4 separate regions of the Mus musculus genome follow, and all the other regions are linked to region 2. Evidence: chromatin loops called from intact Hi-C (ENCODE). Cell type or tissue: heart. All regions are shown on one strand.

Region 1 (8,000 bases), 59 kb before region 2:
AGCAATGGTCTGCCATAAAGGCTTCTCTCTTCCCTGAGTATCAGGATGTTGCTGGCACTCACCTCAGTCTTTTGCATGTTCACCTGGTACCTTCTCTTCATAAAGCTGTATGGCTGACAGCTGCTAGCACTGGGCATTCAAGAACTTAGAATTTGAGAACTAACCTGACTTAGTAGGCCTTGATACCATAAGTCACAAAACTGAAAGGTGACTCTGACACCTCTTGCAAAGCCTGTTTTTAGGAGAATTCTAGCCAGCTGGAAAAAGATGGAGGTGGGGACCACCCAGGAAGACAAGGTATTCTGAGGGTCAGGTCCCTGCTTGAAGAGCAACATTGGGAATAATAATGCAAAGTTGGGTGTGGTGCCAACTACGGGTATCCCCAACACAGGAAGTGGGAGCAGGAGAACTGTGAGTCTGAAACCAGCCTGGACTTTGAGGTAAGTTCCAGGACAACCTGGATAAGAAGGAAGACCCTGGCTCAAAACTCTGCTCATCAATTGGATTTTTTAATAAAGATGAGAGAGAAAAGAAAGGAAAGCCTTGTAGAGTTTGAGAGCTGGGGGAGTCATAAAGAATGTCACAGAAGTGAGCAAAGAAAGTAAGAAGGGAACAGTGGGGAATGGCACAGAGAAGTGATGTCACACACAAAATGGGGATTTGGGTGGGGCAATTAAGCCAAAGGGTTAGAGTGTGGCGGGAGGTTGGGGGAGAGGGTGTGGACAACATGGGTGTGGACAACATAGGGTTCCAAAGAAGTCAGGAGCAACACGGTGTGAAAGCTAAGATTAATTAAAGGTCATGTTCAGTTCACTGTGTGAGCCCCCAGAAGCCTGAGAGCCAGCCTGGAGACTCCACAGTTCCCGAGTGTCTCAGGGAGTCAACACTCACACGGGTTCATAGGGAGCTGTTACTCTAGGAGCCTCATGAGGTGCCTGGACTGCCCCACACAGACACAGTGTCCCTACGCTCTTAGAACCTGGAGTCTCAGGAAGAGACGTGATTATAGGGTAGGAGGCAGCGATCACAGGGAAAGGAGAAGATCGCCAAGGGACGTGGTCTGTAAGCATCCCTAAGGAAGTGCCCAGAGGAGTGGTTCTCAACCTGTGGGTTGCAACCCCTTCAGGGGTAGCATATTAGGTATTTACATTACAATTCATAACAGCAGAAATTTACACTTATAAAGTAGCAAAGAAATAATTTTATGGCTGGGGTCACTACAGCATGAGGAACTGTATTAAAGGGTCGCAGCATCAGGAAGGTTGAGAACCACTAGCCTAGAGGAGGTATCCTTAGAGGAGACAGAGGAGGCTGTTCCCCTCAGCACGGACAGGAAGCAGAGGAGACAGAAAGACAAGGGTGGGAGACAAAATATCTCCCCATTGACCTGCTTTCTCAAGGCACCATCTTCTAATAAAGCCTTGGTATAAATCTACCAAGGGGTAACATATTGATTAAGTAAGCCACCCATCACCAGGCAAACAACCCCCAGTCCTGGAGCCTGCAGAGGACATTTCTCAAGCAAAACATAGCATAGTTGTTTTGCTTTGTATTTTAAAATGTTTTTCTTACCTCTTCTATTTAAAAATAAAGGAACTGGAGTCGCCTTTTCTATCAAAGAGCTTTGTGTTTCTTGTTCTCAGTTTGAAAGGTAGGTAAGAAAAATTATGTATATATTGTTTCCTAAACACAAGAAAACACTCTAAACCGTGTGGCTTCTTGTTGTAATCTGCAAGTGGCTTCTGTCTGGGTAATAGCTTTCAGCCAATAGCCATCCTGTCCTTTGCCTCACGATATCCCCTCCCTGGGGACATTCTGGCAATGTCTGGAGATATTTTAGGCTGTCACACTTGAGGAAAGTGTTGCTTGCGCCGTTGGGTGGAGGTCAGGGATGCTGCTGAGCATCCTACAATGCTCCTACCAAAGTTACCCAGCATCGAATGCCAGTCACGCTACCACGGCAAACCTGCTTTATGACTACTGACCATAAGAGGATGAGACACGGGGCAACCCTCCTGCTAGGGTTCAATTAGCGGCACAATTACTCTTTACTTGTATACTGGCCCCACGATCTACTATTTGTGACACCTCTAACGAGTTACTTAACCCCTCATGCTGCCTCAGTTTCCCCATCTCTCATGGAAGAGTGCCTAAGATACATTCTGTTTTGTAGCCTGCCCCCCCCCCCACCTTTTCTTTAGCCAAGTGTGCAAATGTTCAACTGGAAACTGTGTTGTTCTTTTTCAAATAAATACCAGAACATCACTTAAAGGGAGAAATAACTCCCTTCTATTATCCAGGATTCCATATCTGAATTCTCTCTGGAAAACACATAAGGTAACATACATCAGAATTGCTGCAAATGCAGACTCCTTTTCTGACACCCAAAAGAAATCCATGCCGCAGCGTGCATGGGGGAATAGTATCTCTATTAATTTTAAGCATTTGTCACTAGCCTGTTAGAAATGCTCTGCTTGAAGCAGGCATGCTTAACAACCCACGTTTTTCAAAGGGTTCAGGTTGGCTAATTACAGAGAAATGACTGGCCTCTTGGTCTTTCCTATGTAACTGACACAATGCAACATTGTATCTAGCTTCCAGAGACATAGAAGAGCTGTTACACAGCACCATGAGCATGCCCAGCAAGCACCTGCCCTTACCTCGCCAGCATTCCTCCAAGTCATACCCTCCCCTCCTGGGTATGAACACAGTTCCTTCTGTGACTAAAGCATGGGCCAATGTGGCCAATGGTCAGGGTAAAAACCATAAGTAGGCACCTCACCACAGCTGGTACCACAGCCGCTGTCTACTTGGCCACGCTACGTACCCAGTGATTTAATCAAAATAACGCGGTGCTACTGCAACGGGGCCTACTCGTGGTAATGCACACTAATAAACACACGTTGATCCTTTTAAAGCCTGGCTGATAGATAGGGCAGCCCACACTGGTTGCAGCAGGCTGAGAAGCAGGGAATGAGGGCCACTTCCAACACCCCAGCTAGAGAAACTGTCCGAGTCACATCCCTATGCCCTCACTTTCTTTACCCCATCCCACCAGAGTGCTAACGCTATATAAAGATTTTATATTCTCTCGACTCCCGGAGCAATGCAAGCTTGTGCTTTAAAAGTTTCCCTTCAACACGACCAGAGCCGCAGGAGGATGGAGAAAGAGGGACAGAAAAAGATGCTGAATTGTACTTCTAGAGAGGTTAACTTGGCAGGAGGATGAAAGGGTCTAATAAGGATGGACGGGGGAAGGAAGGGCAGAAGGTGATGGGAAAAAATTCCACTCCAGTCCTTCAGGAAGGACCCAGGTGGCAAGTGGAGTTGCTCCGCTATGGGAAGTCTAAGAGAAGCATGGAGAGCGCCAGTGCCAACATATTTTATCACTTGCACTGAATGCATTCAATGAGCACTATTAATATTTTAAATTAAGCTCTATGTGCCAAACAACCCTACAGAAAGGGTTTTACAAGCCAAAATATAATGGAGTAGGCCGTCTAGACTCAAGAGTTTTATCTTAAACAACATGCCATTTTATCTCCAGATATCTGTGTTAAGACCCTAATTATCTGTGAGAAGTTTGGCCCAGTGTCTAACAGATCTGGCCTGGACCCAGGAGAAAGCAAGCATATGGATGTTGTAGACCACAAGTATGGGCCCTTCACTTAATAGCCAAGTACATACAGACTCCATGTTTAGAACCAATGAGGATGTAGGCGTTCCTGAAGCAATCTAGTCCATTTGACACATGGCCATCAGGGGACTCTAGCCTTGCAGAAGGTCAGTTTTTCTGTTTGTTGATTGAACCCATACTTTGTGCCTACAAGGCAAGTGCTCTGCCACAGTGTTGTACCCACACATCCTACACATTCTGATTGTCCAAACTCACAAGCACAGAACAGCTGGTCCCTGCCACCGTACGGGTTACAAAAGGCACCAAAACAACACTTTTGTGGCTCAGGATGCTGGTGACTACACTGCCAATAGGGATAAGCCCAGACAGACAGAGTTGAGAGATTTCTCCATCAGCTGCTGCAGGAAGCTCCACACTTCTGGCCACCCAGCCGGCAGCTGAAGAAGTCATCAGGACTGAGCAATCTTGCCCCCTGGATCCGCTCTGGCTCCCCTGAAGTAGTGATGGTTCAGGTCCTTTCTGGAAATAACGCACTGGGTGGCGGGGCAGGGACTGAGGCTTGTCCAACAGACTTAATTCTGCACCTAATCAGATAAGGCGAAGGTTAAGAAGTCATTAATGACAAATGACAATTTTCCCTGGGACTGGATTAATGAACGTTATGGTCCCCAGGGAGATGTTAAAGTATCTGAAGGAAAGGAAATTACAGGGGCCGACTGACTTTTTTTTTTAAGTCTCATTTTTATTCAAAGAGCACTTCAGGTTAAAAATAGAATACAGAAGAAAGAAACTCATTTATAAAACCAGGAGAAATGTTGGGTTTTCTGTCTCTGTTATAAGTCCCTTCTGGCTTCAAGGCTGCCCTCTCAAGCCCACTAGCAGAGGCTTCCTAGAAGGTACCTGGAACTCTGACCTCAGAGGGGGGCTTTTCAAACCAGGACATGCCCTGTAGGCATGTACCATGCTAGTGTAGAGAACCTTGGGTTGGGGCAATGGCATAAAACTCTGCATTTTGTGTTTATGTGTATGTATATGAGATGTGTGTACATTCACAAGGAGGTCAGAAGTCACACTCTGGTGTCATGGCCTCAGGCCACTATCCCCCTTGCTGTTTGAGACAGGGTCTCTCACTGGAACCTTGGATTGCTGAGAAGGTTATGTAAGCTGCCCACCTGTCTCCACCTCCCCAGTGATGCGTTTCAATCACATGCCAGCACCCAGCATCTTCTTGTGGGTTTTAGGGATCAAACTTAGGTCCAAGCAGCCGATTATCTTAGCTAGCTCCCCAGCTGGCTCTGCATTTTTAAAGACGTTCCAGAGTGATGCCCAGGACGACTTATGGGCAGAAGCAGGGTCGGGGATCATTGTGTGCCAAAGGCCTCATTTTTTAAATGACACTAGTCACTCTCCAACCTGCCCCTAGGCTTTAGCCATTATTTCCCCTCCTAGTTCTTTTCCTATTCCTGATGCTCTCGTGCCCTGATGCTCTCATGTACACACCTTGAATGGACACACTCCTCTATGCTGTCATGCTAGGCTGGACACATCAGCTGCCCACCGCTGTGCATAATGCCTCAGAGCAACAGTGAATACCAGTTATCTCTGATAGCAGCTGAAGGATGCAGACATGGCATGGCTCAGCACGGGGTGAGGGGATGTCATGGGGTCTCCTGGGAAGATGTGGTCAAAGATGTCAGCTAGGGTTGACAGGCCAAATAGCTGCAGGTCTTAATACTTCCTTCCTCTCCAGGCCTCTCTGAAGCATGTGTGCATGTGAAGGTCTTAGCAGTAGGCTTCCTCGAGTATGAAAGAGAAGGGGGTTGGAAAGATGGCTCAGTGGTTAAGAGCACTTGCTGCTCTTCCAGAGGACCTAGGTTTGGGTCCAGCACCCATGTGCAATCTGACAATGTTTGTAACACCAATTCAAGGGGGTCTAATTTCCTCTTTGGTACTCTGTGGACAATCGGTACAATACATACGTGCAGCCAATCATACATATAAAATAAGAGAGAGACAGAGAGAGAGAGAGACAGACAGACAGACAGACAGACAGACAGAGAGAAAGAAACAGAGACAGAGAGAGACAGAGAGAGAGAAAGAGGAAGAGAGAGAAGAGACAGAAGGTATGCTTTAATGGGTCTCCCTTGGAATTCATACCACTTAATAGAAGACACTAAGTCCTTTCTACATCCAATAGAGGAGTTAGGTCCTATTTGTTACAAGAAAAATCATCAAAGATATTTTTTAAGTGATCATCCTCTGAAGTGGAAACCTCTAATTCCTTTGGAAACTCAGTTATGTCAAATGACATTTTGCTGGGGCACACAGGTGAAAGGATGTCTTGCTAGAGCAGACACATGCAAGGATGTGTGATGAAGGAGTAGAAATATGACCCCACAGATGGTGGGAGCAGGAGCATTGGTTTGGTTTGCTCTGCCTTGCTGTTTTTCCTCACTAATGGCACACAGGTATTGGTTCGCCTTACATAGCATTGTAAAGCTCCACTAGTGGTGACAGCAGAGAGAAGCTCCTAGGGGAGCTGCTTGTGAGCTTCCTGCAGCTTCTTGCTGCTTCTGCAGTCTCACCTCAGGCAGGCTGGCAAGCCTTGTGGGTTTCTTCAGGATTGAACTACAACTGCTGGTTCGTGCCTGGTGTCTGCCTGCCAAGAGACTGGACTGCAGCTGTGGATTCGTATTTGGTGTTTGCTATAGCATTGAACTGATGACAAAGAAGATTGAGCTTGCTCTTAAAAAATTCTTGCTAAACAGGTCAACTTCCCAGATATCCTAATCACTTTTCTCTTCTACTACCTCTGGTGGGTGATGGGCTAGAAGAGAGACTGAGCGCTTATTAAAATAGATTGGAGAAGTTTATGCCTACAATCCTCAATAGATTATACTTTCCAAAAATGATAGTAGCTATATTGTGGATCCCCTGTGCTCTTCTAGAATACATCCATTCTACCAACAAGAGACAGACTTGACCAGGGAGGACAACTAATTTGGCTGTAACCAGAAGGAAGTGTTGAAAGCGATACACAGCTGTGAGTGTGTATGTGTATGCAGTGTGTGTGTGTGTGTGTGTGTGTGTGTGTGTGTGTGTGTGTTGATTCACCTGTGTCATACATGGAAGCCAGAGGTGGGCACCTGGGATCCTCATCTATCACCTCTACCTTATATTTGGGCAGTGTCTCTTGATAAACCTGGACTGAGTGATCAGTGAGCCCCTGGGAGGTACCTCTGCTCCATCCCAGCATTCTGATTTTATAGATTCATACTCCTGTGCCTCCATTTAACATGAATGCTTGGGAGTCAGGACTTGGGTCCTCTGCTTGGACAGCAAGCACTTGAACCTTGCCCCAACCCCCCTCCCCCAAGTTCTACTTTAAGGATAGGCCATAAAAGGTAACAGTCCTCTGTCCTCTGAGTTCAGACACCCACTTTCAGAACCTCAGATGACCATATTAAGAAGTCCACCATCTTGATGATGCTTCACAGAGAAATCGCTCTTTTAAGAACCCAGATGAGGGCCCAACAGGCAGGCAACATCAACTGCCAGACATTATCAAAGAGATCCCTTGATTCCTGTTCCTGAGCTATAGACTGGTGAAAACCAGGCATCCTGGAGCAGACTCCAGCTGTGTCCCTTGGGCCCTGCTCTGATTCCAGGCTCATAGAATCCAAGGGCAGAATGAATGCTTGCTCTTAGCCACTCAGGGGCAGTGGTCATTTGTTATGCAGTAGTTGGTAACTGGTACACATTCTCCATCATCTATTCATGGTGTTGCCTGCCTCACCCCCCAACATTTATTTTAGACTATTAGATAATGAATCTTCAGGACATTCTGTGGTGCTTTACTCAAAGCAAAGCTAGTATAGGGCTACACAACTAGTATAGGGCTTTGCATGTAATATATGCTCAACATGTCTATTGAATGAATAATGAGTGCATCAGAGTTGGTGAGATTTGACTGGGTGCATTCTCATGGTCTACACTAGTTTGAAGCCCTGTAGTGGAGTTAACTACTGACCCCTGCAGCACCCACTTCCCCACCCTCTGCCGAGCTGCTCTGTTTCACGCTGACCCTCTTGAGACCTTCTTCATTTGCAAGGAAAACATTTATCAAGGACTCCTGCTGCAACACAAGTGCTCGCGCAACATTACCATAAACAAATAGTCACAGTGATTATAAAGGAGGTTGTGACCTCCAGCCAGAGACACTTAGGATTAATGCTGACTCTAGGTTATTACAACAGCAGCCTCTTGAGTGGGCTTGACCTTCTCCAGTCTAAACACACAGTCAGAAATGCATTTGCAAATCCTAACTTACATTCAGACTAATGAAATACATTAAATCTTCAGG
Region 2 (8,000 bases):
GACAACATGTAACATGTGCTACAGGATCACAGCATTGGGAAGGTTGAGAACCACTGCTCTTGGCTCTACTTGGGACTGGGAGAAAAAGTCACCATACCAGGATAAGAGAGAGTTGTCTGTTGCTCGGAGGCAAGGCTCTGGAAAGCAAGAGTCCACAGTTCAAACCTCAGTGCTACTTGTTACCATTCCAGATGAGTCCCGTAGTTTACTAATCTTTATTGTATAATGAACAGTTATGGTAGTTTTCACATGAAATTTGTTAAGGACACAACTCAGATTAGTGCGTGTAAAGTTAGAACAACCAGCTGGAGAGATGGCTCAGAGGTTAAGCGCACTGGCTGCTCTTCCAAGGATCCTGAGTTCAATTCCCAGAAACCACATGGTAGCTCACAACCGTCTGTAACTGGGTCTGATGCTGTCTTCTGGTATGTCTGAAAACAGCAACAGTATACTCATACATAAAAAATAATAATAATAAATCTTAAAAAAAGAAGAAGAACTAGAATATAAATCTATTTTTAAAAAAATTTAGAACAACCGACAGACATATAGGAAGCCCTCAGCAAAGGTAGGCCTCTGCCACTGCCACTCTCGCAGATCCTACATGGTGGCCAGTCTTATCAGTGTGTCTGAGTCACCACACATTCCCAAGATTGAGGGAGGAATCACTTCCTACAAGACTTTCAGTGCCAGCTTCAAAGCACCATGAAGGCCAAAGATACTCCTTCACTTTCAGACCCACAGCAAAAAACGCTCAGGACAGGGAGGCAGCATCTAACCCAAGCAGAGGGACAGCAGATTAGTTTCAGGCCGATCTCATCAGGGATTAAAACAGGGGTTAAAATAACCCAAGACTTGATAACTGGTTTCCCCCCAAGGTCAGACAGACAGAGGAAGGTGTTCTTCCTGGTGAACTTTGTCACACTGCCTTGTCACTTCTAGGCTGAAGGTGGAGATAACAGAGAGTAAGATCAGTCTACTGAGAAAACTTTCTGAGCCCCGGAAATACACAGAGGTTCCTGGATGCTCTGTGGTCCTGAGGTGAGCAGCTCTTGCTACAGACTGTCTAAGGTTTGGGAGGGGTCTAGACTCTTGTTTCTACTGACACCATATGTGCTAGTCTTATATAATGAAAAGAAAACCCCAAAGAATATTTTTCCAAAGAAATTCAGTAAACCGATAGACATAGACTTTAGAAGTAAGTAGGCCTTACAAAGCAAAGCAAAGCAAAGCAAAGCAAAACAAAATCCTTTATCTTGTGTCTGCTGGGAAGAGCCACAGTCCCCACAAAGAGCAGGGTAAGACACTCTCTCCCTCCGCATCCCCTGTTCTCCTATGGATCCAGCACTCAGAATCCCATTTCTTCCCGTTTTATTAATTAACAGATGTTTCCCAGACTTATGCTCAACCAATATAGAAAAACACAAGAAAACTTTAAGCGGGATGAGAGTTAGCAGCTAACCATTTTCTCCCCCACTGCCCAGTGCAATCTATATTAAAACATTGTTTGTCAAAACAACATTCAAGCCGGGCGTGGTGGTGCATGCCTTTAATCTCAGCACTTGGGAGGCAGAGGCAGGCGGATTTCTGAGTTCGAGGACAGCCTGGTCTACAGAGTGAGTTCCAGGACAGCCAGGGCTACAGAGAAACCCTGTCTCGAAAGACCAAAAAAAAAAAAAAAAAAAAAAAAAAACCGACATTCAAGGCCATTAGCTAGTGAATGTTTCTATCATTATCTCCAGGGCTAAGGGAGCCTCCCGTTGTCCCTGCTAGCTCGATACTTCAGTAGTGCATGTCCATAGCATAGCACGTAATGTTATAACAAGGGACTTGATGTTGTTCAATGAACGAATGAATAAATGAGTTATGCAGAGCTGCTAGACAGTGAGGACTGCTAGAAGTCTGGACACTAACAGACCTGAGGGTCTAGGAAAACATTAGAAGAGAAGAAAAAAAAAGAGCAAATAGGCAAGAAATCTTTGCGATGCAAGAATGCATTCTGGGGGGGGGGGGGGGGGTTCAACATAAACCATTCTCACATGGCATTTCCTTTTATTTTGCCATTAGGAGAGAAAAACAGATTGGCTAGTCTTTGAAATCTCTTAATACCTTCCCCCAAGGTGGTTTAAAACTGTAACTGCTTAACTGAGTTGTTCTGACACATAGTGGACACACAATAACTACAAAATACAAACTAACACACACACACACACACACACACACACACACACACACACACACACACCGGCCCCAAGCAGAAACCCTCTTTCCCACAGCCCTGGCAGAATGCTTGCTTTCTCGAGAACTCACTGGAAACCGAATTTCAGAGTCTAAGGCTAGTTTTCCAATGCTAAACTGGACTCATCTGAGTTCTCCAAATGGCAGAATATTACTAAGCGAGGCTTAGCCATGTACTTCATCAGTAAATCAAGAGTCACTCAGAAATAGGCACGCCTCTTTCCCTGCCCACCAGACCTCCCTTCAGAACACAGCAGAACAGAAAGGGTGGCCTTAACCAACTCCTCTCTGAGTAGCCATGATTTAAGGCAAGGACTGGAATGACTAAGATGGCTCCCTCCTTCTCTGCCCTCGCGAGCATCCAAGCTACAGTCAAAGTCATGACATAGCCTGGCCTTCTGAGTCACCTTGGGGTACTTTGTTTCCACCCAGCTCCAGCTGTCTCCCACAGGTTAAACAAGTCACTCTTTCTCTGGATAGCTGAGAGGGGTCTGGTCTGTTTGGTTATTTACTACTTTCTTTTTGCATTGGGTTTGGGTCTGGAAACTTTCTGAGTGACATGCTGAGACAAGCCCACTACTCTCATGCTTTGGAAGGTCGGACGATAAGTCCATTGTCTTGTCCGGCAGAATGCTAAAGTAAGTTTGGCAAAATGAAAGTTGAATCATTATTCTGAGTACGTTTTTTTAATGTTCTGTACCCCTCACCTAATTCTCTTGTCTTTAACTCCATTTTTTTCTCTAGTTAGATTTGTTTGTTTTGAGGGTTTCTAGGGACGTTAGGCAAGTTTTCTACTACCAAGCAACAACCCCAGCCCTCTAATTTTGTGCCCTGTTCTTTAGCTCCCATTTGTAGAGAACTTTTGTATCTGAAATGCTTAAAATCTCTGGAACTATGGTCAGTTTTTAAGACCGAGATAAATAACAGTAGTGAGATAAAGAACATTCTAGAAACTACTGGTTCTTCCCGCTTCCACGTAGCCAAGAGGCTAGGGTTCCAAGCTATGATTGGGCTTTAATAACCTGAAAGTAACCTGAGGCCTTTTAAATTCTTACCACAGATAATCTCAGTAATACAGGACTCTATATTGGTACCAATAAGGAAGGAATTCTGGTACTGGGCATGCACATTAGAAGAGGGTCCATTATCAGGCTTGCTTCAGAGGTACTGAATATAAGCAGCACCCAAAACCACTAATGGGCCTGCCTTCTAAGCAATGAATTATTTGTATCAAGTTTTGTCCACCTCTGCTTATTACTGGGTAGGTGATAATTTCCTCTCGTGTCTTAGTTTTCTTCTGAAGGTTTGTTTTTTCCTCCCTACGTTGCACCAGAAGGATATCATACCTCTAACTTGGGAGTCTTAATTGTTTTTCTCAAAAGGAACCTTACCCACCCACCCCCGATATACAGAGACACACATGCACACATCCACACTACGTTTCCCTCCTCTTGAGATAACTTTTTCCCCCCAGTAGGAGATGCTGAGTGATAACTTCAGATGAGCAGATCCGTGCCAGGTTTGGAAAGACTAGAGGGTAAACACTGGGTAATCCAGGTGAGAGCACCACAGAACAATACCCTAGAGACCCAGCTGGGTAGTTAGCATTTCTTATGCTAACTGAACTTTGATTTGTGGCTAAATGAAGTTCAGAATAGAGCCAAGACTCGTTTTATACATGTTTAGACTTGTGGGTGAGCCTGAACAGCTGATAACATATTTACCAGTGTGAATTATCAGGTACTTTGCAACACTTTATTTCAATGCAGTATCCTCCTATAAAGAGTTAAATCCCCCTGCCCCTCTTAGTTTGTTCAATATCATGTCTTAAGAAATTAGTTAAGTTTCTAAAAGCTGCCCTTAATACTGGAAAGCTTCAAAAACATAAAAGAACTCCCTTTAAAAATCCCGACATATGATGGAGAACCCAGAAGCTTAAATTTAAGTAAATAAAGCGGTGATTACAAATGCCTGTTTCCTTGACAACTCCCCTCCCCCAGCCCTCCTGCGATAGGGAAAAACCAAAATGAAAACGAGAGGAGGGGGTATCTACAGAGTCACGTTGCGTTCCAGCGAGGCCCAGCCAGGCCAAGCCCAGGAAGGAAATACAAATAAATCAATTTAGATTGGGACTGTATTTTTGTGGAGTATATTTTTGTGGTTGTCATAGAAACACCAGAGACAGAAGAACGTGTTGCACGAAAAGAGAGCCCGTATATGTAACAGGAGCCATCGCTACACCTTCACGGTAGCCAAGAAAATGCTTCCACCCTGGGAGGGCTGCTCGCAGAGCCCCCAGAAAGCTCCTCACAATCTGGCACAAAGCAGTGGTCGCGGAGCCCCGGTGCTCCTCCCTCTGCCCCCACCCCCACCCCCGCATCATTCGCTCCAACCCCACCAGCATCCCGCTCCGAGCCTATCCCTTCCAAAGTACTAGGAAACCAGCCGAGCAGAGGGACCCCTGCCAGAGAAGGGCATCCGATCATCACACGCCACACCCCAGGAGAAGGTGCCTGGTAATCGTACCAACACCACCTACCTCGCTCCGGGCAGTTCTTTGCATTGGTGCTCACAAGCCAGAACTGCGAGGCAGGAGCCTGAGGTTCAGAAACTGCCTCTACTTTAGAGAAGCTGTAAGTCAGCCAACACTGGAAAGAAAAAGCGAGACTCCACCCAAAGGGGTGGACCCTTCGGGAAGGGAAAAAAAGGTGGTCCTCGGCTGACGTCTCTCCCCACCCATGTCACTTCCTTTTAAAGCTACGACTTAGCAGCTACTGGGAGGGAAGCTCGGACCCCGTGTAACATGAGTCACCCTCTCCTTCCAATGAGTGTAAAGAAGTGTCCAGCTCGGCCTCCTGTTGGAGCCAGATGGGGATTGGGATCGAGTAGTCACCCGCGTGGATAACAAAGCCATCCCAGTGGCCTGCCGCCACTCGCCCAGCTCAAGAGCCCTGTTGCATCCCCGTGCAAACAGCCTGAGAAACCTCGGCCTCCTGCCCTGGAAATTGCCCCCCCCCCCACGCCCCAAGTCCCCTGTGCCATTTCGTTTGGGGGTGGGGGTGGGGGGAAAACAGGATGAAAGCTGAAGCCCGCGCACTCTAGTGCCTTGCTCACCTCTCCTGGCCACCACTCCGCCAGCCCGGAAGCCCCTTCCAAGATCACGCCCAGCGTTCCCGAGACTAGGACCAACAGACCTAGGATGCCCGGAGCTCCTGTGGATGGATGCTCTCCTTCCAAAGCTGGGTGCCAGCGGGTGCCAGGACTGCCTACTCATGCTAGTGCGCACAAGCAGGCAACACACACATGCACATGACATTTACACTCTTGTTAAGTTAGCAAGGGTCTGAGCAGATTAACCGAACAGAGTCCTGAAACTTTAAGGGGGCGGGGGGGGGGCGGTGTTGGAAGTGCGCAAAGGCCAGGTCTGTGACATTCCTGGAAAGGTGAATTCAATCTCTGGGTGCCTAAAGTGCCCTTCAAATACGGGCTGTTCAAGACACTGTCGCAGATGTTTACATATTTACAGAAAGAATGCCCCGTGGTCGCTCTACTTTCTAGCGCGAGCAGTACTGAGAAGTTCCTCCTCCAGGCTGCAGAAGCACGGCAAATAGCTTGCCCTGCAGACAGGAGCCAAGAAGAAGGTACTCAAGAAGCAGGAAAAGGGTTTGGACTTTGACATCCTGAAGATCATCTAGAATGTGAGAGGAGCAAAGCCAAATGGAGTGAGGGTGGAGGGCATAAGGAAGAATCCAAACCGAAAGCCCATTTGTGGGGTGTAAAAATTAACTTGAACGGCTAGCAAGGGCTATAAAAGTTGTTAGTAAAGAGTTTCCTATAAGTACTGGAGAGATGAGGTGGCTCCGGGTTTAAGAGTGCTTACCGCTCTTGAATAAGTCAGGGTTCAGTTTCAGGCACCTGGCAGCTCACAATTGCCTTTAACTCTACGGAATCCATCACTCTCTGATGTTGGCCAGGGGCACCTGCATGAATGTGGTGCACATAAACTCACATAAGTACACACGCGCGCACGCATATACACACACACACACACACACACACACACACACACACATAACATAAATTACTCCGAATTTTTGTTCTTGGAATCCAATGTAATATTTAAGTTCTTGTTCTTGTTAACTCTAGCTTCTAGAACATTCAATCCCCTCTGGCCACATAGAGAAATGGTCTCAGCACCCCCTCTCCCCAGTAAAATTCTCTCTTATAACTTTTCAAGTTATATTTTGTGACTTTTTTTAAACATTGACCATACCATTTTATTTATTTTTTTTAAGATTTATTTATTTATTATATGTGAGTACACTGTAGCTGTCTTCCACACTCCAGAAGAGGGCATCAGATTTCATTAGAGATGGTTGTGAGCCACCATGTGGTTGCTGGGATTTGAACTCAGGACCTTTGGAAGAGTAGCCAGTGCTCTTAACCGCTGAGCCATCTCACCAGCCCATATTTTGTGATTTTATTGTTGACGGGAATCAATGAGTTTTCCAAAAATACTTTCCAGATAGTTAATTTTTTTTTCATAGTGGCATTTTGGGTGGAAATTTAATTTTAGAATTTGAGACTTGTTGCTGGATGTTGTGGAACATGCCTGGAGTCTCAGCGCTCAGAAGGCAGAGACAGGTGGATGGATCTCTGAGTTTCAGACCAGCCTGATCTACAGAGCTAGTTCCAGGACAGCCAGGATTGTACAGAAAAACCATCTCAAAAAACAAACAAACTAGTTCCAGGACAGCCAGGATTATACAGAAAAACCATCTCAAAAAACAAACAAACAAACAAACAAACAAACAAACAAACAATAACAATAATATCTGAGTCTTCCATAAATTTACATTACACTGATTATAGTTACAGTGAGTGATTTTGGTAAAAACAGCAGGAAATTAAAAATTTGACAATTGCAGCTCTTGCCCCAAGCTCAATATTTAATGTTTTTATTTCATTATTACGATTCAATTCTGATCCTTACTATTGCTAAGGCCTTGTCTGTTAGCCAATATTGCTAAGAGCTCATGATCTTAGAAACCTATCTGAGGGATGGGAAGGTATTGGTGGGTTGAATTCTAGGCGTTTTATTTAAGAGTCGCAATTAGACTCTGCCTCCTGTGTCTATATTCACAGAGGGTTATAAACATTTCTGTCATAATCTAACAGTTCAGCTCAGCAAATATCTCTTGGGAATCCAAGCCACAAAAACAAATGGGGTAGCACTCAATCTCAGAAGGGAAAGAGACGTGTAAACAATCGTGATACTGCATGGACACAAGGTCTCCAGTGGATAGGGGCTCCACCTTGGTCAAAGAACAGGCAAAGGGAAGAGGGCGGAGTGGTCAGCAGAGTCTCTTCCTTCATTTCAGACTCTAAGGGGGATGGGGCGCTATTTCCATCATGACAGCAAGAATTATTGCAAAGAAGACAATTCAGGCTGACAATCCCTAACCTAAAAATCCTAAAGTTTCCAAAATCCAGAACAACTAGAGCTTTTGTGTGACACCTCCCTCTTGTACGCGGTCACTATCAAAGTGCAGACATGCTAATTATTCAATGGTGTATAACATTAACTTTCAGTTCCTTTATAATGTATATATAAAATAATTTTTTTTTAAGTTTTATGCTCAGGACCTGGAGAGATGCCTCATCAGTCAAGAACACTGATTGCTCTTCCAGAGTCGATTCTCAGCACCCAAAATGGCTTAGTGTCAGGACTTTAGTTCATTATCATAGTGGTGAGAAGTACC
Region 3 (8,000 bases), 250 kb before region 2:
TAGAGCCTCGGTAGAGCCGCCTGCACCTGGGGTGAGAGTGTCAGGGGAGTTCCTGTGAGGAGGCAACCTTTGGTAGTTGGTTCTCCCAGCTAGATTCAGTTGGAATTAGTTTCCTTGGCCTGTGATGTGTGCCCTGTGGGAATGAATTGACAACGGTCATGTCTCTCCAGGAGTGCCCCACACAGCAGACAGATGGGGGCACCTGAGTGTGAGCACACCCTGATATTTTGTCAGCCAGCCTTCTCCTCTCCTCATACCCACCACTGGCCTTACCTCCCCTTTTTTGAACCCGCCAGCCCAGTTTAATAAATTAGAAGCAATACAAAAAGTCAGTAACAAGCAGTTTTTTTTTTCCTTCCAAAAGACTTTGGGGAAAATAAAACCAGATTTCACCAGATACATGATGGCTTTGCTATGCCACTATAAGTTGCCTTCCACTTAAAGTCTTATTTTGGCCTTCCTCCTTAACCAGTCACCATAAGAATGTTATCAGAACTGTATGCTTACAAAACTTTTTATCTGTTTTTTGTTGTTGGTGGTGGTTTTTTGTTGTTTTTTGAGTGATTTTAAAGGTTTGAAACATCCCTCACAGACTCATGATTTTAAACACTAGTCCCCACTTGGTGGCACTGTCTTGGGAGGTTGTAGAACCTTTTGAAGGTGAGCCTTGGCTTGTGCCAGCAGGTCGCCATGTTCCACGTAGGCCACAGTTATGAGCAAACTACCTGGCATTTTCACTGGCCCAGACAGGGGTCTATTCAGCAGAAGGCTGCTCAGTTGAAATAAATTCTTCTTTCAAGCTGTTTTTGTCTGGATTTTTCCCTGTGATGAGAAAAAAATAATTAATGCAGGAGGAATCTGTGACTATTGTGTGTGACTGTGACTGTCCTCCAAGTGAAGCAACAGGCACCTTGCAGAGTTTAGCTGGTTATCCCAGCAGGGCTTGTGCGATGTTCCATCCCCTTATGGAAGGTCAGGGAGGGTCATGAGACCCTCAACTCAGTATCCAGCTGCTCCCAACAACCGGCTGTATGCAACTGTAGCCTAAAACCACATGGTCTTTGGGAAGGGCAAGAGTACATAGACGGGGGAAGGGTAGGGAATGGAGGTCTCCATCTGTGTGACTATGGGAAATCTGTCATCCCACTGGGTAAATAGTTTCTGGCCTCTTGAAGGAGAAACACCCACACTCCTGTAACCCCTCCTCTGTGTTCTATAAAGAAGCCCAATAAATTCATTCATTCCCCCCAGAGTGAACTTCAGTGGAATCATGCTTTGGTTTTAGTGTTGGGACACCAAGAGGAGAAGGGGGAGGAAGAGGAATCATTGTTTATGTCTCCCCCCACCCCATGAAGGAATTTTGGCAACAGTGCACCTCCAACAAAATTCTAGACTACACTTAATTCTGCTGTGTTATTTTGTACATCATATTGCCTCCTAAAGGTCCTGTGACTGTATTATTCTCTACCGTGACAGCCAGAACAGAGCAGCACAGAGCACATTCACATGGCTATGGTGCCACAGGGTTTCATATCCTGTGAGGGAAGAAAATGGGCAGCAGTGGGGTGGGGGGGTGGGGGGGAGTGTGTTGCTCAGCTGTGAACGAGGGTAAATGCCTGGAGGCTTCCACACAGTGAATCCTACTTTAGCCTCCTGAATCCTGGGGGCTGGAAGAGAAAATCTTAACTGAGAAAATATCTCCATAAGATTGGCCTGTACGCAAACCTGTGGGGTGTTCTCTTGATTAATGATTGATGTAGGTGATCCCCACCCACTGGGAGGTGGTGCCAACCCTAGGCTGGTGGTCCTGAGGTATAAAATAAAAGCAGGCTGAGCAAGCCAGGGGGAGCAAACCGGTAAGCAGCATTCTTCCGTTATCTCTGCTTCAGTGGCTGGCCTGACTTCCCTCAGTGATGGAAGTATAAGGCAAAATAAACCCTTTCCTCCCCAAGTTGCTTTCAGTCATGGCTTTCATCACAGCAATAGAAACTGTAACTTAGTCAGATGGGGAGATGGGGTTCCAGTCCCACCTGAGGCTGAGGCTGTGGCCAGGTAACCTGTGTCACTGGCCTGAGGTTTACACCTGCCAGCGACTTCACACCTGAGTTCTACCCTCCGCCTGCTCCAGGCTCTGTCAAGTGGGAGTTGTTGTTCTAGGACATTCCCTCCCCATGAGGTCTCTGATGGGCCCCAATAAGACCTGTCATTTCAACATAAACCACAGGGCTCCCGGGGAGATGGCAAGGTGGGTAAAGCACTTGCTACCCAAGTACAAAGGCCTGTGTGCTTGGATCGCTAAAACCCACATGAAGCCAGACACAGACGCTTCTAAGATGAGATGGGAGGTCAGGAAAGAATTCCCAGAAACTCAGTGGGCCAGTTAGCCTGAAGCATGCAGCAGCACTCAAAAGAGTCTCCTCAGAGAAGATGGGTAGAGAGACTCGGCACCCAAGGTTGTGATTTCTATGTGTGCAGTATCTCACACACACACACACACACACACACACACACACACACACACGGGAGAGAGAGAGAGAGAGAGAGAGAGAGAGAGAGAGAGAGAGAGAGAGAGAGAGAGTGAATTTCAGCCTTGAGGTTTTTGACCAGTTTGTCCTGCCCTTGGTGGTAACATCCTGCTTTTGCCAGGTTGGTTTAGGAAATGCCTTCAGAACCTGTTCTAATTATCTGGCGGCAGCTGTGTGTCCCCAGCTTTTGTTCCTCAGCCCCCAAGACCATGCAATGAGAAAGAATCTTATCGGCCCTCACCTCCTGGAAGGAGATAACAGGCTGCCCAGTTAGCACAGTGGTTAAAATATAATCTCTGAGGAGACACCTTCTAAATCAGCCTACAGGACTCCTTTGACATCCAGTGAGGTAGCATTTCCTTAACTAGGTTATTCTTGAAGTCCACTCATCTCAAAAAAAAAAAAAAAAAAAAGTCCCTGACAGGGGGGAAGAAAGCCAAGCCATCTCTCTTTCCTTGCTCCTCAAACTCATTAAGATAAAAAGAAATCTTATGTCACAGTATGTGGGGGACACAGACAAGAAGAAGCACGAAAGAAACCTGAGCACATGCCAAGGCTCAGATGTAGATGGTGGCTACATAGCTTCCTTGCTCATCTGATCGATGACGGCCCCAGCTCTCCCTGGTGCTTCAGCGGGGACTGTCCATGCGCAAGGACAGACCTGGTTGAACACAGTGGGACACAAAGCAAAGGGAAAGAAAGGCAAAGCAAAAAGTTGTCAAAGTGGGAGGGAGAGGGGCTTGGTGGCAGGGGAACTCACGGGCATAGGTAGAGGGTAAGCGGGGGACAAACATGACCAGGATGTACTATACACATGCATGAAATTGGGAAAGAATAAGTTAACTTTCTTAATGGCCCCCTTAAAATTCCTCCTCCCCCCCCCCCACCGGCTACAGGTCAAATCTTCAGAATCGTGGCCTTATTGGTGTCAAGCACTTTGAAGGTCAAGCCGTAGACTAGGACTCTTACTCCCAAAAGAGGAGTCCAGGGTATAAAAAGCTCTTCAAGGTCACAGTCATTACTAGGTAAAGTGACCTAGATATGGATTTTATTAGTGGCTAACTTAAGCATTCCATTATCTTGAAAATAGTGGTAATTGCCTGGTATAGCAGAGCACGTCATTAATCCCAGCACTCAGGAGGCAGAGGAAAGCACATCTCTGTGAGTTCAAAGCTAGCATGGTCTATATAATAAGCTCCAGGCTAGCTAGGGCTATACAATGACACCTTGTCTCGAAAATAAATTGTGTGTGTGTGTGTGTGTGTGAGAGAGAGAGAGAGAACTACTAGGTGTGGCAGACTTGTTGGCTCTCTGCCAGGAGAAGCCATATTGACGGCAGCATCCTGCAAACCTGTTCTCCACGTTGCACACACCAGCTGTGCTATGTCATGAGTTATTCTCCAGGGTTTTCTCCTTCCTGTTATTTCCTGCTAATTTGGAGGTCAAGGCACAGAAACTCACCCATAGCCATGCCTGTGGAAACCAGCCAAGCCACGATCTGACCCCAAAACCCAGGTTTTAAGGGATTCCCTTTAACCATCACATCGACCTCTGGGGCGGGTACAGTGATAACGCTGGCCCCTGTGCTGTGTATGATTTGGTTTAATCGTCATCCTGCAACCATGAAGGGAGTACTAAGTTTATAATTCACAAGTACTGACTGAGAGCGATGAGCCTCTAACAGAGTCAGTAACTTGTCCCAGGTCGCACAGCCAGCGAGCATCACCGTCATCCATGCCCTTCACTCCCGAGCCTTGCTGCTGCAGACCACTCCAGCCACATTGCTACCCTAGACATCTGTGTCAAGACTCAGCCAAGCACTTGTCAAGTACCTACACTGTTTGTTGAACCCTTGGAAGCCCAGAGGGGCAAACCCAAGCAAAGTACTGAAAGAGAAGAATTCAAGCCAGTGTCCATGGCCTACTATGCTCACTGTGGACCACCAGGGGGCGTGTGACCTACTCTAGACTGCAGATGACCGAACTTGCCTGGGTGTGTATTTGCCTTTGGATGTTTCGCTCTCAGCTTGCAGAGTTCTTTCGTTTGATTTGATTTGAGGTTGTGGTGGTTGTTTCTGGTGTTAACAGGAATGTAGTCCAATGGGAGCTAAATTCTAGGAGGAGTCATACTACAGACTATTTCCATCCTATGTCCCCAAATCTATACAGGATGTGAAGGTGCACCTGCTAAAGTGAATGTGCTCCTCTCTGGGTTCCTTTGTTGTCTATCATGTTTGCCATCAGCAACGTCCATTTCATAGGCAAAGTCAACAAACAGGCAACATCTCGTGGCGAGCCTCCCTCTGAGGAGACTTGTTCCTTTTGCAAAGTGTGGAAAATCACGAGGGAAAAAGTTTAGGCCACACAATGTGGAAATGTTGCCTCGCCTCAAGGGCTTGGCTTTGCAGAACATTATCCCAAAACCACGTCCTCTGAGAGACCCCAGTTCCTGGAGGTACTTCCTCTGACGCACTCTGAATTAAATCCAACCCAGAGAGGAGCTGGCTGAGCTGAGGAAACCTATTGCTACGTCAAAGAACAACTCCCCCCCCCCCCCTTTCTTTAGGTCATTTACAAACTATCCTCAGCCACCCATGGTTTGGAAATGTTACACGTTCTGAAAGACCAATGAGAGATTTTTAAAACAAAAGCATATAACCACAGTGGCCGACAGAGGGCGCCAATCACTCTTTTTTTTTTTTTTTTTTTTTTTTTTTTTCCTGCAGCCCAGGCTACTGGAAACTCCAGGTTACAAATCAGTTGCATCTGCCTACAAAGTTCATGAAGTCATCAAAATTGATGGAACTAGAAAATATCATTCTGACTGGTCTCTCAGCTGGTATTAACCCAAGTTTTGCAGTTTTAGAAGGTCATGGACCTATCTATCTGCTGCTTGACGTCACTGAGGCATGGTTAATGCAACTGATTTTTTTAATAGTAAATTCTTTTTTTAAATTTATTAATCATTTTATTTGTTTACATTTCAAATGTTATCCCCGTTCCCAGCCTCCCTTCCACAGCCTCCCTTCCACAGCCCCCCATCCCATCCCCTCTCCCTTTGTCTCTAAGAGGTTGCTCTTCCACCTACCCACTTTTGCCTTACCCTCTAACATCCCCCTTCTCCAGGGCATCAAGCCTCCAACGGGACCAAGTGCCTCCCTTCCTACTGATGCCAGGTGAGGTTAGGTAGTCCTCTGCTACATGGGACCGGCCCGTGCATACTCTTTGGTTGGTGGTTTAGACTCTGGGAGCTCTGAGGGGTCCAGATAATTGATACTGTTGTTATTCTTATGGGGTTGGCATCCCCTTCAGCTCCTTCATTCCTTCCCCTAACTCTTCCATTGGGGTCCCCATGCTCAGTTCGATGGTTGGCTGTGAGTATCTGCATCTGTCTTTTTTTTTTTTTCCTGTCTTTTTGAGACAGGGTTTCTCTGTGTAGCCCTGGCTGTCCTGGAACTCACTTTGTAGACCAGGCTGGCCTCGAACTCAGAAATCCGCCTGCCTGCCTCTGCCTCCCGAGTTCTGGGATTAAAGGCGTGCGCCACCACCTTTTTGTCCCTGCATTTCCTTTAGAGTTGGTGCAAGCACATGACCAGTTCTGGTATTTACACTTCTGCTGGTGAGAGAGAAGCTGCTGGCCACAGCTGCAGCTGTCTGCATTCCTGCAGTATCTGGGCTTTACAGGCAGGTGGTCCTTCCTCCTTCCTTTCCCTCCCTCCCACAGTTCTCCACAGGGCAGCTAGTGTCCACACCCTTCAGGGCAAGTAGGAGCAGGACAGTCACATGTTATACTACAGGGTTGGGCTTTCTCTTCTCCAGGTGCTGAGTGAGCTCATCCTAACAGAAGCCTGGAGCTGGACCCCAGCAGGCACTGCCTACAGTCTGCTAGAAATGAGAGTCAGTCTGTTGATGAGAAAGCTTGGTACTCGAAATCCTTGAAATAATGACAAGTCTAGGAGAAGAAGGTTTGGAGAAGAACTCCGTGTTTGGGTCCTTCAGGATTAGGTCTAATGCCGAGATAAAGGGTGGGTTAAGAAGAGAGGGAAAAAAATCAAAACAAGAACACAAGGAAGCCAGTATAGTGGGCTATGCTGCCTCTGCCTACCCAGTCTTCCAGGTAAGTGTCCTCTTGCAGCTTCTGCCTCAGGCTGTGGATACGTTCTTAGCATCCCAAGTCCAATGTCAAAGGCAATAGATACTGCTCTACCTAGCTTTAACTGTTACCTTGACAGAGCATCACCTAACAAGGGTGTCTCAATTGAGGGGTTGCCCAATCGTGTACGTCAGCACGGAATTGACTTGATTGTTAATTGAGATGGAGGGCCCAGCTCACTGTGGGTAGCACCATTCTTTGGGCAAATGGTCCCATGAGCAAACCACCAAGCAACATCCTCCAAAGTCCCACTGTATTTTCTTGCCTGTGAGTTCCCTGGTTAGAGATAAAGTAGCAAGGAGGGCCGTCTTCCAGTTCCTGCTTGTATCCTTGTCCCAACTTCCTTCAGTGATGAACTATGACCCAGAAGTGTAATGACCTGGAAGTGTAAGCCAAATAAAACCTCGCCTCCCCTAAGTCACTTTTGACCTAAGTGTTTTATTACAGCAAAAGAACAAAACCAAAACAGAAAGCTAGCCGTAAACCTGGACGTTGGTCAGCTCTGTCTGAAGCAGGTGATACAGACCGTGGGTGAGAGACAGGAGAATTCACTCAGAGGAGAAGCATGTATGTGACTGGGTGCCTAATGCTTTGCTCTAGCAAACCTTTGGAGATTGAGGTAGTGACCTCAATGTTTCGAATCATAGATTTTATTTGCTTCCTCTAGAGTTTGGCCAACCAGCTGGTTACTTAAGCTATGTAGGGGAAGACTCCCTATTTATTGCCACCTTAAATCTCTCTTTTCTATTTAAAAAACAAAAACAAAAAAGGAAAACTTTTTATTAAGGTTAGTTTCACACTTTCCTTCCACTATTCTTTAAGCTTCAGTAATTAATAAAAGTATGGTAAAGTCAGTATTCTGCTAGCAGCCTTCAGATGAAGATGTAGAACTCTCAGCTCCTCCTGCACAATTCCTGACTGGATGCTACCATGTTCCCACTTTGATGAGACTGGACTAACTCGGAACATGTAAGCCAGCCTCAATTAAATGTCCTTTATAAGAAAAAAAGTATGATAAAAATCAATACTTTTACTGGTATGCCTAATAACTACAAACATTCTAAATGTTAAAGATTTTATTTTAAAATTGTATGTGTGTGGATATGCATGTTAACATGGGTGCCTGAGGCCAGAAGAGGGTGTCGGATCCCCTGGAGCTGGAGGTATAAGTAGTCGTGGGCTCCTGTACATGGGTATTGGGAACCAAACACAGGACCTCTGTAAGAGCAGCATATGCTCTTAACTGCTGAGCCAACTGTCCAGCCCCATGTTCTAATTTTTAAAATTTGAATATTCTGACCCATATAACATATCTGGGTATGC
Region 4 (8,000 bases), 48 kb before region 2:
ACACACATATATTCACTCACACATTCACTCACACATATACAAACATGGACACACATTCATACATGCATAAATACACACAGGCACACACATGCTCACATAGACACAGACATTCATGCTCACACACACAGACACACACATACATAAACCCACACAGAGACACACATGCTCACACATATACACGCTCACACAGAAACACATATATGCTTATCCACAGACACACATTCACACACATAGACACATATTCCCCCATATATGTATATATATATATGTATATATATATATATATATGTGTGTGTGTATATATGTATATATGTGTATATATACACACACATGTACACATATACATATATATACACACACACACAAACACACACATATTCATGCACACATACACAGACACACACTCATGCACATATACATGCATACACACACATGCATACACACGCTCACTCTTTCTCAATTTAATAAACATTTTAAATAAAAAGTTGAAATCACGATGATAATCCCAGGATAGGTGCTAACATAAACCCACTTCTTTATTGTCATTCATTCCTTGTTAAATATGACACTCAAGAACTGGTGGGTTACACATGTAGTCACTATCAACATCTGCAGGCTTAAACTTGAAACAAAAGCAATGAGCCATCATATGGCCCCCTGGGAACATGACTACCCCATCTCCCTAGGTCTAATTCGAATTCACTTAAAGTAACAACACACACACACACACAAATGTTTCCAATGAGTTTCTTAATTTAAAAGAAAGTATCTTTCAGCACTTAGGTTTTCAGGGTCTAATTATCAGTCCAGACACAGATGTTCTTTACAGTGCAGAACAATAAAATTGAGGAAAAGAAATGGAAAAGTCAATGTATTCAAAAGGAAGCCAAATAGATATGCTTTTAAAGAATCCTTAAATAAATAATACTTTCCCAAATATTTACATGAGGTACAATAAAACATAATTTGTTTCATTCATCATTTTTAACCACTGAAGCAGAAGACAGGATGAAGTATGTGGCCAGCGAACAGGAAGGAATCCCTCATGACAGGAAGGAAAGATGTAGTCAGTCCCAGCACTGGGCAATCTGACTACAGGATGGGCCCACCCTTGAGGGAATCCCCAGACCATCATATGGCCCCCTGGGAACAAGGGGGAAATGACTCACAGCCAAGAGAAAAATGGAAATGGAGCCCAAATAGGAAACGCTGGGCTTCCACCCAGTGGAAGAGAGATGCTACTCTGACCTTGGATGAGACACATTCTTTAAAAAAATAGAACTTTGCCACGTGGAAGGAGCTCCCTCCTGCCAGAGCCGTATGACGAAGGACTGAGTAGGCAGAAGTCCAAAGATTCAGCCAGACCTGGGCTCTCACACTTGTAATCCCAGCAATCTTGAGTTAGAGTGCCCCTCCCCCACCCCCCCACCCCCAAAAAAAGAGAAATAGAGACCCAAGTCTGCCCCCAAGGTCAGCTTCCTCCTCTGCAGGATTATGTCAGTCTCTGACAGCTTGTGATGCAATGTGGACCACAGGCCTAGAGAAAGGGGCTTGGTATCACTCATTGGAGAGCAAAGGTCCCAGCCCTAGGAATGGTTTCACCAATGCAATTACAAATGTGTTCATGGCTCTACCAAAGTCGGGAGCCGAGGCTCTTGGTTTCCTCTCATTAATCTGCATCTGCACCACAGCTGGGATGTGGGGGAGGGTGGTGGAACCTGCAGTGGTGAGATTGAAAGCTCAGGGCTAGAAAGAATTAAACCAAGGCAGGACAGGCCATGGTCAGCGAGCTCAGTGGCTACTTAAATTAGAGAAACTCCTTGTCTGAGCTTAATGAGCTATTAGTCCTTTATCCTATGAGGCAGTGGTTCTCAACCCATGGTTATTTAAAGACCTCTTCGGAGGTCACATATCAGATATCCTGCACATCAGATATTTACATTATAATTCATAACAGTAGCAACATACAGTTATAAAGTAGCATCCAGGTAACTTTATGGTTGTAGGTTACCACAGCATGAGAGTCTGTATTGAAGGGGCTCAGCATTAGGGAAGTTGGAAACCACTGAGCCACAGGGAGATAAAAAGGCCACATCTTGGGGTTTTCCAACAGGGATGTAAGTCCCAAGTATATCCTCGTTTATCTACTGTCTCCAAGAACAGAGTGTGGCTTGAGCAGATCCTGAACAAATGTTTGGTGAATGAATGAATGAAGTAACTCAAGATGCAGATATAGATGGTGGGTCAGAGACCCAGAATCAGGCGGAAGGAGGCAGAAGCCTGTGTAAGACAAGAAAGGATGGAGACCCATCTAGTTAACAGGGTCCCAGCTCCTGTATGGTTCTTTGGAAGTGGAGACCAAACTCAACCCAGCTGGCCTGGGCCCTTCAGGTCACATCTGCCTGAAATAAGCAGAATTCAGAAGTCTCTTCCTTGGTCTCACACGTTTCCCTAGGCATCACTTGGGAGCTAGCCACCTGCAACATGTCTGACTAGAAACACCTCAGAGAATATGGAAGACTTAGTCCATTGTCAGGCCAGCAAAGAATGTGCTGCACCAAACTCAGTTGTCAGAAGCCCTTCCCCTCCCCCCTCCCCCCTCCCCCTCCCCCTCCCCCCTCCCCCTCCCTCCCAACCCCCTAACTCCCCCTAGCTGGATGGGACCCAAGATAAAGGCAACAGAGCTACTAGTTTCCAACACCAAGACAAGTCTACATCCAGCTTGACACTGTTTCCTGTCTGCTCCTGTGATCGTAAATACTGATTTAAATCCTCCAAAGGGACTAAGGAACCAGTTCTCATTTCTACAAGCTGGAGTCCAGTTCTAGCGCTCATTACACAATGAATCTTCCCAATTTAGCAAGAGACACTAATTATTCTATTTAACTGGTGACTGATGACCCCACTCCCACATACGACTGCTTGCCAAGGTTCTAACGCTGATTAGTTTGTGAATGGCTTCTGCCCTTCTGTGTGTTCGAAAGTCTGCCAACCCCCACCCCCCACACACACACACCCATGGGCAATTTAGGCTGGACCTCAAACTCCCCGAACTCCCAGCACATTCCATCTCTGCCACCTTCACCCCTGAACTGGCTCAGCTCCTGTTCACACCAGTGAGCGGAGAACAGCCGTGGCTTGGTGAGGTCTTGCTCTGTCATCACACCTAACGATCCGGTTGCTCTGCGGGAGCGCTGGTCTGCCTCTCCGATTCCTATGATAAGCTAAGACTGTGTGTTTTAAATTTGCAGACATTCCAGTCTGTAGATCCTGGGATACTGATTTTTGGGGTCTGCTTGCTTGGACCACTGGCACAATAGTCTCTCCTAGTACTCAAAAAAAAAAAAAAACCAAGCCCGAAGTGGTAGTTGAGCATGCCTAGAACCCCAACAGTTGGGAGGGTGAGATAGGAGGGTGACATGTTTGAGTCCATCATTGGACTACAATTAAAAGCCTAGCTTCAAAACTTAAAGCAAAACAAAACCCATGACTTAGTTTGGTAGGTCAGATCCAAAAGACCCAGCACACTCCACCAGCTACAACCATTTCTCCTTCCTAGGTAGAGATGCCTACATAAGCAATGCCTATCCAGCCGCCAGCCACACTTAGTGAACTGGCCTCATCTGCCTCTGTTCACGCAACACTTTTCCACATCCTCCCCCCTCGAAGGGCCGCTAGCTGTTCTCTGCCCCAGAGCTGGAAGCTGTTTGGGCTCAGACACACTCGCTCGCCTCTTTCTGCTGTGCTGCAGCCAGTTGACAGGGATTAAAGAAAACAAATAAAAATTGCCATTGAAGGAGAGCCAAACTCCAGAGGCTGCCAAGGGCTCCCTCCCTCCTGACTTGACAAGGCGGCTCCTTCATAGCCTAACAAAGAAGGTTGTGACATGTTTAGACACAGATACAAGTTGGCGACGTCTCTTTCAGAGCTGTGAGTTCAGCGTGGGGTTGTGGGTTGGGTGGGAATGAATGAGTAGATGACTAAAGCAAGGGGCAGAAGCTCTTGGGGCAGCAACCCTAGGATCTCAGCAGTAAGCTCAGCTCCTGGGTTCAGGAGGGCACACAGCTGCAGCCCTGCTTCCTCCAATTCCTACCCTGCGTTTCATCAGCACACACACACACACCCATCCTTTCCTCTTGCTCCTTATGCTTCGGGTGTGGAAGCTCCAAGATACACATGCAGCAGGTCTGGCCCCAAGGTGGTATATGACCCAGTGCTCTGACTATCTATCTGTCTGTCTGTCTGTCTGTCTGTCTGTCTTCCTCTTTGCTGCACCTCTTCCTCCCCTCCTCCTGACTCGGTCCGCATATTGTGCTTGTTCTTCAAACTTCTCCCCGTGCCCCCTTATGCTATTATAGCCACAAGACAGAAATGGATACAGTCATCTCTGGGCCCAGTACTTCTAAACACAATGCCGGTCCATGACAACAGTGGTGCTCACTAAATGTCCACTGGACGGACTGCAAAGTCATTCCATTGTTTGAGCATGTTTGGCATCAGGTGAAGATTCAGAGCAGGACCTGTTCAAAGCCAACTACCCTGTTGTAAAGCCTTTTCCTTTACCCTGAGGTCTAGCCCTGCTTATGATAACCCGGTAAAAGGTATGGGTCTTGCTCTAGTAGTTCATGTCACTGATCATGGTCTGCCCTAGTTGGAGACACAGATCTACAATGTTCACCTTCTGTTTAAGCAGCTGGCTGTCAAGGTAGAAGTTGCACAAAATAGTCACGTATCCAGGACCATTGTAAGCGTCCCAATGAAGGCATTATCAAGAGAGCAGTACTCAGTTCAACACCTGATACATAGCCCTGGGATACTATTAAGATGGCCCAGCCTTCTCCACACCTGCTCTACTGATGCACACAGTAAGGGTCTCTGTGGTCAGCTCTGCCACACTCCTCAAACACTAGAATGCTCACTGACCCTCAGCCAGGGGACTGCTATCCCCACTAGGCCATAGTTGGGTTGAGGGTGGGGTCCCTGTATCCCCTTGGGTTCCTCTGATCCCACCCAACACACTTCTTATATAGCACCATGTTGTACTGAGACCTGTAAATCTGCTAAATATCACCATCTATCAGCTGTAATGTGATGGCTAGGTCTCAGACCAGTTCAATACCCTTCACTTTAAGAGACACCCTCGCCCTGATTACTGTAGACTTGTAACTACCCATAGGGCTGGTACACAGAGCTGTACTGGGAAATAGTCAACCCCTGGCTGGGAGACTCAGGCAAAGGGGAAAGGTTTTATTTACGGCTATATTAGTTGTGTTTCTCACCATGTGACAAATATCTGACAAAAGCAATTTAATGTCTTAAAGCCTTATTTACTTTTAGTGCACTGGTGTTCTGTCTACATGTGTATCTGTGTGAGGGTGTCAGGTCCCCTAGAGTTGGAATTACAGGTAGCTAGCTAGCTGTAAGCTGACATGTGGGTACGGGGAATTAAACTCAGGACCTTTGGAAGAGCAACTCCTACTCTTAACCACTGAGCCATCTCTCCAGCCCCCAAAAGCAATCAATGGAAGGGAGAGTTTATTTCTGCCCATAGTTTAGGGCATTGTCCACCTGAGGCATCGCAACCATAGTGATAAACAGTGATGTTAAGTTGGCGTTTTCCTTTCTTTCCAGCCTAGCAGCACCACAGCCTATAGAATGGTGCAGCCCACATTCAGGTGGGGCTTGGGAAACCCCTGACGTTTTAGCGGCTGGCCTGTAGCACACTTCTGGATGTGGAGTCATGGATGCTACACATATGCTACAAAGCCTTGATTTTGTTGGTAGCTGAAAAGGACACAGAGAGCAGGCAGCTGCTGGCAGCCAGGCTTCTGGGAGAGAAGCCATCTTTAGGGGGCAGAATCCAGAGCACCTACTTAACACAGTCACATAGTATGTGGCATCTGCCAGTTCCTGGTCCCTGTGGCCAGGAGTGCCATAGTCTGCCTCCGCCTGTAGTTTTGTGAGTCAGTAAGTCTCTGACTTAGGTTGGAGTTCACTGGTTTTCAGGCCCAAACCACTAACAGCTGGACAACCTGCTTTCCCCTACTTTCCCAAGGCTGGCCAGACACATGCCCCTCTGGAAGCCTTCTATGTCTTGTCCAGCCTGGTCACTTGTTTTTGTTTGCTTGTTTGTTTTGTTTTCTCCTAAGGCTGGGTCTTGGGTAGTCTAGGCTAGCCTCAAACTTCCAGTGCAGACAGAGATGACCTTGAACGTCTATCTTCCTTCCTCTACCTCCCTAGTGAAGAGAGTACAGGTGTATGCTGCCATACTTGGGTCTGTGTGGCATTAGGGATGAAACCCAGGTTTGGGGGGGGGGGGGCATGTTAGAAAAGTATTCTGTCAACAGAACTACAGTCTCAACCCTAATCATTTTTCCCTATGGGAAGTCCTACTACTCGTGTCTCTGACATGAAGGAATCAGCAATGCGACTGTATGTTCTTCCTGTCCCAATCGGTTTCATGGCAACCGCTGGAGAAGACCTCACTGCACAGCATTGAGTTCGTTAAATCACCAATCACATGAAAGTTCTGGAATGCAATAAAACAACCCGGGTCTTCCCATACCGCAAAGGCTAAGTAAAAGTATACCTTCAGGGTGAGTTAGTAGTCTGCGCAGTACAGTGGTGCTCCATGCACTGGAGTCTGCGCAGTACAGTGGTGTTCCATGCACTGGAGATGCTCACCAGGCCCCTGGAGTAATAGGCAGCCTTTGCTCATTCACACAATCACACAGGAAAGGGCACCGTGTCCAGGGCCAAAATAGCAGAAGTTGCCAACTCTGGATTTCACCCCTAAGCTAACTCACTGCCCTGGAGTATCGAGTCTTCAGTTGCAGATGAGCATCGTTAGAGGTAATCAGGAAAGAGCAGGGAAATGCTTCATCCTCTGTTGGTTTGAGTGGGAGTCACTGGGTTTCAGAACACTCAGAGGCTGTGGTTTAACACGTCAGAGAGAGACCTCAGAAGATAAGGAAGCAGGTCGTTTAGTAAGACTGTGTTACACACCTGTGGGAGAGACCATGCTACTCACTGTGGAAGGAACTGCCTTTGGTGGAAATTGCTACTTCTCAAACTGTCTTCTCATTCCAAGAAAAGAACACCCAGTGTGATACACCCTTACTCTTTCATGCAAATTATGTGAAAAAGTGGTTTCCCACCTCCCAAGGCCCACCAGTAATTCCCCACCCAGCAGCCTGCAGGACGATGAGCAAGGTACAGTGACCTTCAAGTGTAACACCCGGCCACACTAGGCTAGAAACTGAAACCCCATTTTTATTCATCGCTGTTGAATTTGTATAACTCTTCCTTCTGCTGATGCAGCACAGAAGGTAGTCTTTATAAAGCACGGGGCGATTGGCCACACCGAGTTTACTCTGAGCAGTCACACCAAAGCATCTCTTGAGAATTCTACCAAAAAACACCTTTTGGAGAATCAATAGCGGCAGAATCTCATGATAAAAGGAGCAGGAGACAAAAGTTACAAACTGGAGCGCCTATATTACCAGAGTATCGGTCGCCTTTGAGTTAAGAGCACCTACCAAGGCCAGCGGGTGAGTAGGAGCTCGGTCCAATGGTGGACATTGGTTCAGTTCTAGGGATCTGCATTTGGAACACAGTTAAGGTGACCAAACTTTTCTGGTTTGACTAGATATTGCCCACTTACAGACAAGAAGATTCTATATGCAAAGCAAGAGGAAGATGAGTAAGGTAGGGTAACCCAAAGTCCCCCCAGGGGCAAACGTGACACAAATAGAGAAAGTGGTACGTTGAGCTGAACCACCTTGCCTATCCCCCCTGGACCTAAGAGCAGCATCGGGTAAGTGGCCACACCTCGAAGCTTCTTTTCCACGGTTTTTGCGGAACATCTGGTCAGTTCAAAGCACAACTGTTTTAACCTTGTGACTGTAATTTGCTGCCTCCACCCCTCCACCCATCCACTCTGGCACAAGGAAAGCCTCTTTCTCCCTTGGCCTCTCATATGCTTACCCCTTTTTCTTTCT

Evidence for each region. Peaks named below come from ENCODE experiments on the same cell type or tissue, not always from the same donor. Only the 100,000 strongest peaks of a DNase experiment are listed, where the experiment ranks them.
Region 1: it touches region 2 in a loop (2.2-fold over the local background); 13 of 42 quality-filtered maps call a loop at or near these places.
Region 3: it touches region 2 in a loop (4-fold over the local background); 4 of 42 quality-filtered maps call a loop at or near these places.
Region 4: a loop joins it to region 2, with 2.6 times the contacts of the local background. A loop is called at or near these places in 14 of 42 quality-filtered maps.

Annotation. Positions count from the first base shown.
Region 1 is chr17:12,175,623-12,183,622 of GRCm38, reverse strand. All of the region lies in intron 2 of Agpat4 (1-acylglycerol-3-phosphate O-acyltransferase 4 (lysophosphatidic acid acyltransferase, delta)), which reads right to left. Among named protein-coding and RNA genes, the nearest start is that of Agpat4, 60 kb to the right of the region's middle. In heart, no CTCF peak of the experiment used is centred here; a DNase peak (open chromatin) is centred at 4,042; H3K27ac peaks cover 890 bases.
Region 2 is chr17:12,116,193-12,124,192 of GRCm38, reverse strand. Agpat4 (1-acylglycerol-3-phosphate O-acyltransferase 4 (lysophosphatidic acid acyltransferase, delta)) reads right to left here and starts at 4,909. Exons shown (of 9, transcript NM_026644.2): 1 at 4,778-4,909. In heart, no CTCF peak of the experiment used is centred here; a DNase peak (open chromatin) is centred at 4,972; H3K4me3 peaks cover 2,905 bases; H3K27ac peaks cover 3,068 bases.
Region 3 is chr17:12,368,706-12,376,705 of GRCm38, reverse strand. Gm41527 (a long non-coding RNA gene) reads left to right here and starts at 6,360. Exons shown (of 2, transcript XR_876413.1): 1 at 6,360-6,641. In heart, CTCF peaks have their summits at 4,471 (motif pointing right) and 5,185 (motif pointing right); a DNase peak (open chromatin) is centred at 4,465; H3K27ac peaks cover 267 bases.
Region 4 is chr17:12,164,520-12,172,519 of GRCm38, reverse strand. The region is part of intron 2 of Agpat4 (1-acylglycerol-3-phosphate O-acyltransferase 4 (lysophosphatidic acid acyltransferase, delta)); the gene reads right to left. Among named protein-coding and RNA genes, the nearest start is that of Agpat4, 49 kb to the right of the region's middle. In heart, a CTCF peak has its summit at 1,221; DNase peaks (open chromatin) are centred at 1,169 and 3,719; H3K27ac peaks cover 1,666 bases.